Regions from separate parts of the Homo sapiens genome. Here region 1 is linked to region 2. Evidence: chromatin loops called from intact Hi-C (ENCODE). Cell type or tissue: heart left ventricle. All regions are shown on one strand.

What was found. A loop is a pair of places that touch in the nucleus more often than their neighbours do. Peaks named below come from ENCODE experiments on the same cell type or tissue, not always from the same donor. Only the 100,000 strongest peaks of a DNase experiment are listed, where the experiment ranks them.
Region 1: a loop joins it to region 2, with 2.5 times the contacts of the local background. A loop is called at or near these places in 6 of 110 quality-filtered maps.

What each region holds. Positions count from the first base shown.
Region 1 is chr6:53,944,404-53,946,903 of GRCh38, reverse strand. All of the region lies in intron 1 of LOC101927189 (a long non-coding RNA gene), which reads right to left. Among named protein-coding and RNA genes, the nearest start is that of MLIP-IT1, 53 kb to the left of the region's middle. RefSeq lists enhancers at 95-713, 714-1,333. In heart left ventricle, no CTCF peak of the experiment used is centred here; a DNase peak (open chromatin) is centred at 956.
Region 2 is chr6:53,881,205-53,883,704 of GRCh38, reverse strand. It overlaps LRRC1 (leucine rich repeat containing 1), which reads right to left. Exons shown (of 14, transcript NM_018214.5): 4 at 729-818. Among named protein-coding and RNA genes, the nearest start is that of LRRC1, 87 kb to the right of the region's middle. In heart left ventricle, no CTCF peak of the experiment used is centred here; no DNase peak of the experiment used is centred here.

The DNA.
Region 1 (2,500 bases), 63 kb before region 2:
GGAGGAAAGAAGGCACTCTGGCTTTTTGAGTTGTTAGAATTCTTGTGCTGGTTCTTTCTCATCTTTGTGGGCTGAAGTTCCTTCAATCTTTGCAGTTGGTGACCTTTAGATGTTTTTTTTTTCTTTTATCTTTATTTGATGACCTTGTGGGTTTGATTGTGCCATAAGTTAGTCAGTCAACTGGCTTCATTTCTGGAAGATTTTAGGGTGCCAACACTCACTTCCAAACTCCTGGACTGTGTGTTCTAACTCTGGGGGACTTGTATCAAGCCTGACTTTGTTCTCTGACTCCTTAAGGTTAGGAATTATCTGCACTATGGAAGCCAAGGTGCTCCTAGACCACTGGTCACTACACCTTGATGTGTGGTGTCAGCTAAAGGGTTTTGTAGTGTGGTGGCAGTGAGATCCATCCTCGTTTCCATGTGCCAGCAGCAGTGGGAGTGACAACACAGCAGGGTACACACTCGCTGTCTGCAGCAGGGTACTAGTGGGTCCCAGGGTGCCTGCCTCCATGTGGGCACTCACAACGGTGGTGGAGGCAGCATGGCTCAGGGGGCAGGGGGCCCCTGTTGGTGGCTGCCCACAGATGCACTGGGAGTGATGGCATGGGGTCAGGGCACTGGTGGGCACAGGTATGTGTGCACTCTCTGTGAACCACATTCAGGGGTGGTCACTCAGAGGTGAAAGAATCTGCTGTTCTCTGTTCCTAGTTTCACTCCTGAGGCAGTATTGGTGCTGCCTGAGGCAGTAGACTGCTGGTGGGGGTGGGGCTGGCTAGCTGTGTGCCCACCCAGTCTCCAACTGCAATGGCAGTTCCTCTGTGGGGGTGGTGGTGCGGAGTGCACTCCCACCACAACAGTGGCAGGACAGGGTACATGCACACATACACACTGGCAGGGCAGGAAAGGCGACCCCCTCACCCCACTGCATACACACCCCAGCAAAGCAATGTTGGGGGTTGTCCATGGGCCTGGGGGAAGCTGCAGTGGAGGGAGGGAGTGGGCGGGCTGGTGCATGGCCATGGGGGCCACCCTGCTGGAGCTCTCTGCTTCTCAGGCACTGTCTGCCAGCACAGGAGTTAGGATATAGGCCCCCAGGGCACCTGAAGCTGCCTGGCAAGCAGGCATGGCCAACCTGGGGCCCAGGGAGAGGCCAACAGACCACGGGTGCTCAGGTTGGACTGGCTCCATCTGATGGGCAAGACTGCCCTGCAGAGTTCAGGTTTGACAGTTCCTCTAGGGCCAGAGTCTCTTCTGGGAGCAAGTCAAGTCTAGGGGGATGAGTGTCACTGGCCGTGCTCTGCTACAGACGCTGCTGCACTAAACCTTTGGGCTCCACATCAGCTGGTGTGCCGCCCCTACCACTTCTCTAAGCAGTCTGTTTGCCAACTCTGTGTGGCAAGTGTCTGTAGTGGTCAAGGGGATTCCTCCTGCCAGGATTCCAGAGGCCTATGGCGAGAGTGGGTTGCTCCTTACCAGTTCAATTCAGTCACTCCCGTGGAGTCATTGCAGGCCAGGAATGAGTCCTGGTACATGGTAACCCCATGCAGGGTTCCCAGCTTCCTCCACTTTCAGCCCAGCTTCTGAGTCTTCCCTCTGTTAACTCTCAGTGCCATCCCTCTGAAGATCTGTTAGGAGTGTGCCAGTCATCTGGGTCCCTCAGTGGCAGCTGTTCCACCTGTCTGCATAGTCAGCCATCTTGCCCAGTACCCTCACGTATTTCTTTTTTTTTTTTTTTCTTTTTTGAGATGGAGTCTTGCTCTGTCACCCAGGCTGGAGTGCAGTGGCACGATCTCGGCTCACTGCAACCTCCGTCTCCCAGGTTCAAGCAATTCCCCTGCCTCAGCCTCTGGAGTAGCTGGGATTACAGGTACACACCACCATGCCTGGCTAATTTTTTGTATTTTTAGTAGAGGCAGGGTTTCACCATATTGGCCAGACTGGTCTCGAACTCCTGACCTCAGGCAATCCACCCGCCTCCACCTCCCAAATTGTTGGGATTACAGGCGTGAGCCACCGTGCCCAGCCACCCTCACATATTTCTTGATATAAACATAAGTTTAGAGGTAAGGCATATGCCTTAGAAAGGTTCGTTGTTGGCAGGCTCCAGAAGCAACATGCTAGAGAGAGCAGAGGCCTCCTATCGCATTCCCAGAGGATGGTGGGGGTTGTGGCCCCACTCCCAGTTCAAATAAGTAGCCCTTTCACAAAGCTGTTTCTTTCTGACTCACTCCCACTGAGCCTGCCCTCTAAAATCAAGACCTCAGTCCCTGAAGCCAAGCTTGCCCATATTTAATTTCATAGCAACAGGAGTATTTATTCCACATATACCTTGTGGTGAAAGGAAGCCATTTTGCAATTGATTTGTAGGAAAATGAAGGCGATGTTCTAGCCGCTGACATCACTATCACTCCCATACCTGTGCAGCCACTAGCAAACCTCGGCTGTAATATTCCAGGTTGCCAGTTTTCTTCCACTTGGCTCCTTTTAGCAGCCCAGCT
Region 2 (2,500 bases):
TGGTTAACCATGAGCTACTGCATCAACCTGATTTAACCTACTGTATGTCCTGAAAAAGTGAAAAAAGTCTGCAAAGATAATTCAACTAGTTCGTCTGTGGGAATGTATAACAGAACATTTATTCACCAGCATACATTGTCTTCAATGGATTCTATTTCTTGCCATGACTAGGTTCTCCACAACCTCTAAGCCGGCAACATGGAATGTGCCCATATCATTCCTTTCCTCTCCCAGCTCCACTCCCACTCTCCAAATACACCATTCTCATTCCCTATTCTTGGATCCACAGTTCACAAATACTGTCAGACATAGCTGTTCTTTAGGGGCACATACTTTTCGTTTTTAATGGAGTTGTTTGTTGGCTCTCCAGCATGGTTTAAAATTACTGAGTGGTTGTTTCTACCAGTATTTACTGACCACCTACATGACACATAGTACTTGGCTTAAATTAACTACTTTGCCATACATCAGTTTAAAGAGCACTTCCAAACAATTTAGGGTTTTTACTAGTAACAAGTAGCAGTACCCTTTTTAACCAATAAAATTTAGGGAAAATTAGATGCAAAAACATAGGAGGCTGGCTATAATCTTTCTTGAAGGTCACATTAAAGAATGAGTAAATGGCTTTCTGAGTAGACAAATAGGAGCTTTAAAAGGGAAGGAGGCTAGAGCTGATGATATAAACCCCCTTTCACCCTGATCCACCCAAACTTCACAAAAAAACTTACTTGCCAATATTTTCAGGTAGAGACTGTAGTGAGATGTCATTTACAGAAAGACATGTTAAATTCTGTAATTCAGGAAAGCTTTCTGGCAACCTAAAATCAAACAAACAAACAAAACGCTGTAAATTAAAAAAGTTCATGTATAGTGTATACCAAGCATAAATATAATGATTTATTCTATGTGCTAACTGAAATAACCTCCTAAAAATGACATTATATATGGCATGTTTGCCTTGTCTTCCTATATATAAGACGCTTGTAAGGAAAAAACAAGACTTCGTATACATAATAGATGTACAGGGGCATGATAAACACATTGTTATGGTGATCTAGAAATAATTAAAGTAGAAAGATATGCAAGCTCTAAGAATAAAGGCAAAAAAATGTTGAGACTACTGAATACTCTATGAAAGAAAATGATGAATTATTGCTGCAGCTAAAAGTGCCTAAGAGTAAAAATACTTTATTGATTAGCAGAAACTAAAGAGAAAATTTCATCAGCCCATGAGATTATAATAAAACACAGGACAGCTACTGCATAATTTTTCTTCCTGTAGTTTATAATACCCAGGGGAAAGCTATGGAATACTTATTGATCCACTGACAGACAATTGCTACTTTCCTTTCTTTTTGAGATGGAGTCTCACTCTGTCACCCAGGCTGGAGGGCAGTGGCGCAATCTCGGCTCACCGCAACCTCCGCCTCCCGGGTTCAAGCGAGTCTCCTGCCTTAGCTTCCTGAGTAGCTGGGATTACAGGCACGCGCCACCACGCCCAGATAATTTTTGTATTTTTAAGTAGAGACGGGGTTTCACCATGTTGGTCAGGCTGGTCTCAAACTCCTGACCTAGTGATCCACCCGCCTTGGCCTCCCAAACTGCTGGGATTACAGGTGTGAGCCACCGCGACAACTGCTACTTTCTTAACATTTTTCTTTTAGTTCTATTTAAGTTGCCAACCACTTGAAATAATTTTATGTTTTACTATGTTCTACACAAAGGGATATTTTTTATATGTCCCTTAAAGTCTACAGAATAACAAGGCTTTAAAATAAAATCATGATTTAAAATTTACAAAGAAAGTTTAGTTTCAATATTTCTATGGTTTCCATATTTAGGGAGGGAAGGAAAACCTAACTAAAGGCAAAGGATCTCATTGCATCTAAAATGCTGAAGGTTATTAAACATAAATCTGCTAATAAAGACAACAGAACATTTAAGTATCACTTTTTTTCACTGAGGGAGAGATTTCTGGCTTTAGTGATGGTCTCTAGATTAGAATCTTCCATTTTTATCTTTCTAGGTTCCTTTTAAAAAAGGCCTACATAACATTATGTTTGATATTTAATATAGGTTAATTCCAAACTTCAAAACCAAATCCAGACCCACAAGATCAGGGTATTAACTGGAATATTTATAATCACTGGAATTTGTTCTGAGGAACAGGTAACAGAGGTAAGATTTTTACTTATAATTCAAAAGATGCAACTTATCTGTTCTGCCTGAGTTTTTAACCAGAAAGCATATATCATTTTATAATTTAAAAACTAGCTAAGATGTTCTTAAACATAAGAAAAATATAGTTTTGATTTAAATAGGTGTTATTTTACTGGCTGTTAACCTAAGGGCTAAACTAGATGTGATGAGGAAGTACAGACCCAAGGTTAGGAGAAACGAACTGCAGTCCGAGCTTCCCACTCATTAGCTGTATGATCTTGAAAAGTAATTTAGCCTACATGTGCCTCAGTTTCTTTAGCCATAAAATAAGCAAGCCAAA